Regions from separate parts of the Homo sapiens genome. Here region 1 is linked to region 2. Evidence: chromatin contacts called from ENCODE Hi-C data. All regions are on one chromosome and are shown on one strand. The core of a region is the stretch at or near the end of the contact, and the rest is flanking DNA. Distances in the headings are between cores, read along the strand shown.

Region 1 (4,698 bases), core at 986-3,485, 270 kb before region 2:
AAGTGCTGAAATTAAAGCATAAAGACTGACTGATTTTGTTAAAAAACAAAACTGTATTACACTTAACACATTCTCAAATGAACACGAAGAAAACACCCAAAATGAAGATGGAAAAATATATACCATGAAAAATTAAACAAAACAAAGTTGGTATAGTCGTTATGCTATTAGAATACATAGCTAATAAGGCAAGCAACTTTTCTGAAGAGTAACCTTTGATAATGACAAGGCAGCCCTTCTACTACAAATAGATCATAAAACCAGTTCTCTGGCGCATACAACAGTATTGCTTCTAATGATACATGACTTAATTTGACAGACTGAAAATAAGAATAAGGCAAATTCCAATCATCCTGGGGTATTTAAAATCAAAAGTCAAAATACTAGAAGTTCTAGAACTTCACCAAAAAGACCAGGAGAAGCAAACAGGGAAGGGACCTGTTTTTTCTCCTCTAGTCTTACAGTTTACCTCTATTGCCCCCTACTGGCAGAGTTCATGAGGTGCCAACACGCTAACAGCGATGTGGTTGTAGGGTTCACCCAATCCAGCATCCAAGATCTGAGTGCGTAGGGATGGGTTTGGAGTCAAGGGACTTAATTGGCTCAAGTATTTCAGCTTTTTTTTTTTCCACCAAATACCTCCTCTCCACCCATTTACGAATACATTTAATTCAATGTTATTCTGGTTCATTGTGCAGTCATCACATCTTCAACTGTTCTGTATTATTTTAATGTACTTGTTCAAAGCGATAAAACAACAATGTTTTATCATTGTGGAAATGAGTAGGTTATTTTACCTGTAAAGAATATTACTAAAGCAAGATAAATTATGTCAACTGGCTCAACAGCAAACACTCTTTAAAGGCAAATGATTAATTTCTATTTGGCCGTGTGATGACAACTACATATAATTCCTGCCCCTTACTTGCTCTCATATTGATAGTTTGATATACTTAACTAATATTTAGTAATACTATGCTTACAATAAATGTGAAATAAGCATTTAGATCACTGTCTGGAAGCTTTAAAAAGCTGTTAAAGTGATCTGATATTTACCCATGTAACTTTTCTTTAAGATAAACAAATAGGAGAAAGAAATACATGGTAAACATGTAAATGTGTGTTTGAATTCTAATGAACATTTCAAACTATGAGGCTATTCAGCAAGAGGGATAGAGACAATGTTATTTCATTATGCGTACATCACACAGATGAGTTGCATTTGTGTTTGGGTATGCATAAACAGCAAAAGGATGTACAGAACAGTTTTTCAAACAATTCAGAAAGAAATTTAGCTGAAGGGTTTGCGTGTTACATTAAACAAATGAAAACCAAATTGCATTTCATATTTTATTTGTAAGATCCTCCAGGCCTGCACAGAGTAGAGGACTAAATGACAAACTTTGCTTTAACCTTCATCTTGGAATTCATTTCCTACCACTCTTCCTCTTATTAAATTGAACTGTTTGTCCTAAATCTGCCTGTGTACATGGTAAACTGTAACCTAACTTAATGTGTAAACAACCTGCAACCTAACTTCAGAGCATACATTATAACAAGTAGCAAAATCTCAGCGAATCATAGCAGCCTAACCTTCAGCCAACTGTAGGCCGAAACCTGCCAAAACATCCAAATAAAGCAAACACAGAACTCTAGTCAATCAAGTTATTTCCGCATGTCATTTCCATTTCTCCAGCTATAAATATTGCCTGCAACGCCTTGTAGGATGAAGCTCTCTGCACTGCTTTTGGTCCTGAATGTTATCTGGTTCATAAATATTTTTTATTTTCTCTGCTCAAATGAACTCTGTTAAATTTAACTTGTCTAAGATTTTTCTTTTAACACTGTCTAAGTTTATATTGGGAGAAGATCTCCGAAGCAGATGTAATTGCTTTTATAACAATGTCCATCCATTTATTCTTTAAATCTCCCACCAGCATTTCCACTGTGTCTCATTATTCAGGTTTCCTACTCCATGAAGACATTATCTCGGGATACCTTTTGGTCTTCACAGAAAAAGGTTGACACACAAAGACCAAGTGATTGAACATCATAATTGGTAATTAGTTCAGGGTTTTAAAAACTGTTCCTCTGGGATACATTTTAATGTAACTAATAGCAAATCACTTCAAGATGCTCTTCCTTGGGGTCCCTTGTCCTTGAGTCAGGAACCATGCTTTTCATTGATCTTAAGTATAAATAAACCAATACTAAAGCAAGCATGAAAGAGCTCATTTGATAGCAAACTGGCAAGAGCTACTGTACTTTTAGTTTTTTACAGTGATTTAATACAGGTCACCATTTGAACATGACAATACTCTGCAAAAAACTACAGTGAGTATTTGTGGGCAGACTGTCTAATTCTTAAGTTTACCATAAAATCATGGCCTGAGTAGGGATATTTTTGAGCCAGGTAACATATTTAATTCCTTTTTAGCCATAGCGCGCACACACACACACACACACACACACACACACACACACACAATCCATCCGCGGATTGTACTTTAATTCAAAACAGGGGATTTTATGCTATCAATGTATCAAAATACTGATGATGCAAGTATTTATATTGCCTGCCAGCCTTTCAAAATTTTTCCTTTCATATCAAATATGCAAAAGTTGGAGTTTAAAAGACAGTCAACTAAATTTAGGTTAACATACTTTACCAAGTTATGGGAATGCTTGACATGTATGAGAAATTGTTTTAGAATATGTCCTTTCTTTAATTATCATAAAGACTTAGCTAAATAGTTTAAGAATTAGCTTGCAAAACTTCTCATTGTATCAGGATGCTCCAAGCTGCTTAAAACGCCTCTCAAAAATAGAACCTTACAAGGGTTTCATTTACTCATTTAGTGTTCATATTCTACCTACATATATAAGAATCTGTGACAGACTCTATAAAATGGTGAGTGGCATGTTCAGAGTTGAATTTAAAAAAAAAAAGATTTCTTCCAAAACTTAGAAAACAATGTAAATGTGAAAAATAATGTCTTCCCAAACATAGAGAATAAAATGCTTTCAGACAGGAATTGCATTGGCTTCAGATGTCCTAGGGTGACCAACTTTCCCAGGTTGCCTGAGACTGACAGGTCTCCTAGGATGTGGGTCTTTCAGTGGCAAAACTTGGACAATCCCTGGCTAACCAAGTGGTTGATTATCCTTTGTAGGGTAGGGCCATGATTTGTATGCAGGTATTGACTCTCCTTAATCTCCGCCACCTTTTCTCTTTTTACAATTTATTATACTGCCTTCACACTGATCTTCCTTTCCTACCTCTCTGATCACTTCGAAACCTAGAAAATTAAGAAGTAGCTACTTTCACTTCTTTTCTAGTACTTCAACAGTGAAGCTAAGCTGAAGAGAATGTAACATTCTCCTTAAACGATGCTTGAACTAGAATCACCTCTGACGTAGCCCTACCTAATAGAAAGTGGCCTAGAATGAAACTGTCTGACAGAAGTCATTCAGGAATATGAGAGTACGAGGAAATTTGTATCACTCTGTCCCCATAAAACACAGTGGCTGCTGTGGGGAGTTCTTAGTACCTTGCCTTAGACAACATAGGCCCTTTAAACGTGTGCCGATATTGTTTATTATGACAATGAAGATGAAAATACTTGAAGACGGAGATGATGATAATGATGTAATGGATACATAAGAATAAACTGTGCTGTTGGAGTTGACATAGGTATAACATTGGCTTATAAAATGCAACATGAGTGAATTTTGTCATTAGACTCCCTGGATTCAGATTTCCATGTCGCCAGTGTCTGACTGTGTGACAATAAGCACATTTGATAACTACCAAATTTCACCAACTACTTCATATGTAAAATAGTGACATAAATATTATTAATTTTTTTTGAGACAGAGTTTCGCTCTTGTTGCCCAGGTCGGAGTGCAATGGCGCGATCTCGGCTCACTGAAACCTCCGCCTCCCAGGTTCAAGCAATTCTCCTGCCTCAGCCTCTTGAGTAGCTGGATTACAGGCATGTGCCACCATGCCCAGCTAATTTTGTATTTTTATTAGAGATGGGGTTTCTCCATGTTAGTCAGGCTGGTCTCAAACTCCCAACCTCAGGTGATGCGCCCGTCTTGGCCTCCCAAAGTGCTGGGATTACAGGCGTGAGCCACCGCACCCGGCCCTATTAATTCTTAAACTTATCCTCATGATTCAGCAAAATAGCATGGTGAATGGCACATAAATCAAGCATCATTGTGTATTATTAGTAAATGTTTGGTGTTCTAAAGTAAGTAAACAGAATGTGACCTCAATTCACTCCTTCCAGGAAAAGGTTGCCAGTGTTTATTTGGCAGTGCACTGCATCCTGCCAGACAAAATGGTCTAAGTTTTTTCTGTATGTAGTTTTATATCACTTTCATTTTATTCTGGCAATTCTATATCACTTTCATTTTATTCTGGCAATTCATTATTATAAATAAATCCTATTGTTAAACTTAAATTGATAATGTTCTACAAACCAGGTGGTGCCTGTAAACACAGTCTCCATTTAAGATGGACAAATACTGTCTCCCTCTGAATTCATCCTCTATGATGCCTTCAGGGCTGGCTTTCTAAAACTGGGGTATGTCACATACTACTTCCTCTCTCAGAAATCTAAAATTTCTCCCTTATCGACTACTTAACAACAAAATAATTCCTTACCTTAGAATATAATAATCTCAAGTAGT
Region 2 (4,863 bases), core at 726-3,225:
TGAGCGAGTCCGCTCACTTCATATGATGCCTGTGAGATTCAGATCAGTAGCTTATTCCTTTTTACTGCAGTTAAGTATTTCATGGGTTGGATAGGCCACAATTTGGTTTTCTATTCCCTAGGCAAAGGACAGTTGGGCTGTTTCCGTTTTTGGCAATCGTCAATTATGCCACTGTCACTCATGCAGCTGGCGAACTGGCTGCAATTGTGTAAGGACATCAGTCACTTGGGGCAGTGGGAAGTTCACGAGAAGCAGATGAGGTTTCCAGCCTTCGCTGCTTCACTCTCCGCTGAATGCTGCGACCACTCCTGTGGTCCGACTCCTTGCCTGCGACCCTCACCTCAGCTTTCCTGTGAGGCTCAAATAAAACAAGACCTGATCTATAATACATTATTGTAGAGAGGAAAAAATAAATAAAATAATACCTGACAGCAAAATGTAAACTGTACAGTAGTATTCAAATTGTAGGTCAGGCCAGTTTCAGTGGCTCACACCTGTAATCCCAACGCTTTGGGAGGTTTGAGGCAGGAGGATCACTTGAAGCCAGGAGGCCAAGAGCAGCCTGGGCAACATAGTGAGACCCCATCTCCACAAAAAATTAAAAAATAGACGGATGTGGTGGTGCATGCCTGTAGTACCAGCTACTCAGGACGCTGAGGTGGGAGGATCGCTTGAGCCCAGGAAATTGAGGCTGCAGTGAGCTAGGACTGTGCCACTGCACTCCAGCCTGGGTGACAGAGTGAGACCCTATATTAAAAAAATGCAGATTATGAATCTTGAAAAGATACTCTAATCATACATAAAAACTTGTCAATGAAAGACCACCATACTCTGTGTGTTATTATGCATTCTGAAAAAATTTTGTTTCAGATTTGGGAATATCAAAATCAACACAAATAAATAAGTCAACTCACAAAAGTAAAACGCGGTGATTTTCCATACATCATTCATGCAAAAAAAAATAATAATAATTTACTCTTGTACATTTAAGAAAAATAATTGCTTCCATTAAATACCCAAAGCTCACTTAAGTGGACTGGAACTCACAGCACTGAATTCCAAACTAAAATTGCATGAATGATTTCAAGTTGAAATCACCTGTGGTCCCCAGCTACTGGGGAGGCTGAGGTGGGAGGATCTTCTGAACCCAGGAAGTCAAGGCTTGCAGTGAACTGAGATTGTGTCACTGCACTTCAGCCTGGGTGACAGAGCCAAATCCTGTCTCCAAATAAATAAATAAATAAAAATACGCAAATAAATAAAAATTTAAAAAGAACTTAATCCCCCAATACAATAGTATTCAGGGGTGTGGTGTTTGTGGGGTGATTGAGTTTGTGGGGTGATGAATGGGATTCACACACTTGTAAAAGGGCTCCGGGTTCAAGGGGGTGCTCTCTCTTGCCTATCTGCCATGGGCCATGTGAGGACATGGCAACAAGGCACCATCTTGGAAGCAGAGAGCACTTCTCACCGGGCACCAAGGCCAGCGCCTTGATCCTGGACCTCACGGCCTCCAGAGCTCTAAGAAATAAATTTCTGCTCCTTAGAAATTACCCAGTCTCAGGTGTTTTGTTAGTACAAACGGACTAAGACACAAGCCCAAGTGGGATGATCTCAGGGGTGCTCAGCAAAGGCAGAGATCAGCCCAGAAGCCAGACATCCTCCCCTACTAGAGAGAACAGAAGAGATCGGAGGTGGGGAGTGCCAAAGTATCTGAGGTTACCAAGAAACAGACTGCATTTCAAACTGAAAGTGACTGGCTGATATTAAAAATGGCAATTTCACTTTCTCTCACCAGAAAAAATGTGACTAGCAGGAAGGGAAAAGGTATGAACAAAGACAAATTGGGTTTCAGAAAGTACAGTCATAACATTAGCGAGACTTTGTGAGTTCTTGTGAGGAGACGTGACCTTCCGTTGCTGCTGCTGCTCTTCCCTCTTTCCAGGGGTGACTGCTCCTCTGGGGCCTGGAGTGCTGGCGCTGAGTCAGCTTCCCCAGCTGAGGTGGGTTTTCCTAATGTGTCTATGACCCAAGAGTCCCAGGGGCCCCCGATTCCTCGACCTCTACACTTTCTGAGACACAGACTAAAAAGTGGATGGCCATCAAGAAAAAAGCTGTCAGTTCTTACTTTACGAAAGCCAAGTCCTTCATATAAGCATGCTATGTAATATGTTGGAATTGGCTTCTTCATCCCATTTATCTTCTCCTTTTCCTGTGTTCATAATCTGATCTCTAGAACCCACCAAGAGTGTTAGAGCCAGAGCCCCTTGTCTTGGTTCTTTGCCTCATCTACCTTTAAGGAATGCCTCCCAGTGCTCTCCAATATCTCTGAAAGACACATGCCAAGTTAAAGCAAATCGAGAGGACTTTATTGCAAACTCACAAAGAGAAGGAAAACAGGTAAGTATTCTTCATTACAAAAGTAATAGATAGTATGATTTTGTTTTTTGTTCATTTGTTTGTTTGTTTACTTGAGACGGAGTCCACTCTATTGCCCATGCTGGAGTGCAGTGGCGCAATCTCGGCTCACTGTAATTTCTGCCTCCCGCATTCAAGCAATTCTCCTGCCTCAGCCTCCCGAGTAGCTGGGACTACAGGCACCCACCACCACGCCCGGCTAATTTTTGTATTTTTAGTAGAGATGGGGTTTCACCATATTGGTCAGGCTGGTCTCCAACTCCTGACCTCAGGTGATCCACGCACCTCGGCCTCCCAAAGTGCTGGGATTACAGGCGCGAGCCACCACGCCCAGCCAATAGTATGATTTTTGTGAGGCATACATGGCTTGACTAAAAACCAGTGACTGAGTCACTTATATTTTATTTCATTGCTGAAATATAAACAGTTTCATATATGAGGGAATAAATTCAATCCCACCTACATTTTTTTCTTTTTCACAATTTTCGGTGCTTTTAAAAAATATTGTCTTCTTTTGAATACATTTTTAGTTGATTCATCTTTATTGTGAGGTATAGACACAAAATCTCAGTCTCACAGTATACTTACATTTCTAAGTTTGTTGCCAAGATGTAAAATCAGGGCTTTTACATAAACTAGTCAGATTTCAGGTTTCTGTTTAAAACTTAGAATTCTAGAACTAAGTCAACCACCATCCCTTCAACAAACGTGGCACCAGGAGCTTGTGCAGGCTGCCCCCACTGAGCATGGACTCAGGTTTTCCACAGTCCTCACCACTCCCTACTACCTCCTACTTTCCGTCCACACCTCTCATTTATATCGCCCACCGGAAACTCGAGGAATTGGAATTCACAGCACCTGACTTTCAACCTTGCCTTTAAACAAATAAATAATCAAAAAATAAACAATCAAGTTCCTTCATCAGAGATAAGGGACATTTGAGAGCAGTCAGTTATCTGCAGGAAAAAAAAAAAAAAACAAAAACGGTGATTTTAGTGCTCCTTGTCCATAACAGGTGGCTATGCCCAAGAGCCAAAAGGTAGAGACAACCCCAGTCTCCCGCAACAGATGAATGGAAAAACAACAAGGGCTATACACACACCACGGAATAGTCTAAAGAGAAAGGAAATTCTGACACACACTGCAACATGGACAAACCCTGAGGACATTTGCTGAGTGCGACAGGCCAGTCACCAAGGGACACACACTGTACGATTCTATGTATAGGAAGTTTCTACAGTAACCAAATTCACAGAAACAAAAAATAGAACCAGGGACAAAAAAAAACAGAGGGTGGGGGGATTGGGGAGAGAGGAATGGGGAATGAGTGCTTCATGAGTACAGAGTTTCACTTTTGCAAGATGAAAGCATTCTGGAGATTGGTTGTGCAACAATATGATTATTAAAAGTAAGAAACTGTATTTCGCTTTACCAGATATACCAATATAAATAATAAATGGACTGAATTCTTGAAATATATTTATAAGCATAGAGAAAAGAATGGAAAATACATACCACTTTTGCCTCCGAGGTCACCCTGAAAAGAGGTGACTGAGTTGGGAGAAGAAGTTTCTGCTTCACACAATTCTGTATCATCTGTTTTTTGCAAATAACATCAGCAATTTGTTAAAAAGTTACAGAAAAAGCTAAAAAGAGTTCCTGATAAAGAGGGCAGGGGGAAAGCTCTAGCCCCCGTGTCATTTCTAAAATCAACTACGAACAACAAGAAAGAGAAACAGAAAAGGAATCTCCACTTCTATGAAGACACCACTCAGTGGGGGACTGACCCCCAGGTGCTTGGCACCTGGGACTGGGAAGAGGAGGGCCAGGATGAGGGAGACCCTCTGTAGACCTTGGGGGTGGCAAAGAGAATCAAGGTTTTCCCAGGGCTGAAGCACAAACTAGTGGAGTCATCAACCCTGAGCCCCGCTCTCTTTGGAACCACAAGGTCAAGTCCACGGGCAAACCCCAAAACCTCTTTGGACACTGTGAGCAACAGCAGGAAGTGGGGAGGAAACACGGACGAGCATCTGCCAGAGCAAATGGTTGTCTGTTCCCAGTGTGGGAGAAACTGCAGGTCAAGACCAGCCTCAGCCATGCTGACACCAGTCACTGAGAAGTGCAAGTGAAATCACCCCAAATCTGTGACATGTAGGTTTTGGTGTGAGTCAAGGAGACTTCCTGTTAGTCTGGAGAGGACCACACCCCACAAAGAGGAGCAGAGAGCACAGGATGAAAGCAGGAGGCAGGACTCACGCTGCCTGCCCTGCCAGCACGTCCCCAGGCCTCGGCCTGGCACTGTTCCAGTGCCCGAACCTCGCTGTCACTCTGATGACTGGTGACGCGGATACATCCTTTATCAGAACAAGGACTTCGAGTGCATGAAATAAAACACAGAGATGACAAAGAGAATGGTAAAACATTTTTAAAGTTTGTAATATTTAT

Evidence for each region. A loop is a pair of places that touch in the nucleus more often than their neighbours do. Pooled maps may share reads with other maps.
Region 1: a pooled map shows a loop between it and region 2 (3-fold over the local background). The contact joins the promoter of OR13G1 here to the enhancer-like site in region 2. A Hi-C loop is called at or near these places in 1 of 50 pooled maps.

The regions. Positions count from the first base shown.
Region 1 is chr1:247,677,276-247,681,973 of GRCh38, reverse strand. It overlaps OR13G1 (olfactory receptor family 13 subfamily G member 1), which reads left to right and starts at 2,235. Exons shown (of 2, transcript NM_001005487.2): 1 at 2,235-2,334.
Region 2 is chr1:247,407,108-247,411,970 of GRCh38, reverse strand. No RefSeq gene overlaps it. Among named protein-coding and RNA genes, the nearest start is that of NLRP3, 6.6 kb to the left of the region's middle. RefSeq lists enhancers at 1,395-1,454, 1,565-1,614. Within about 2 kb of position 1,975, at least 4 of the 41 ENCODE cell types and tissues checked have a DNase peak (open chromatin) inside an H3K27ac peak, as active enhancers do.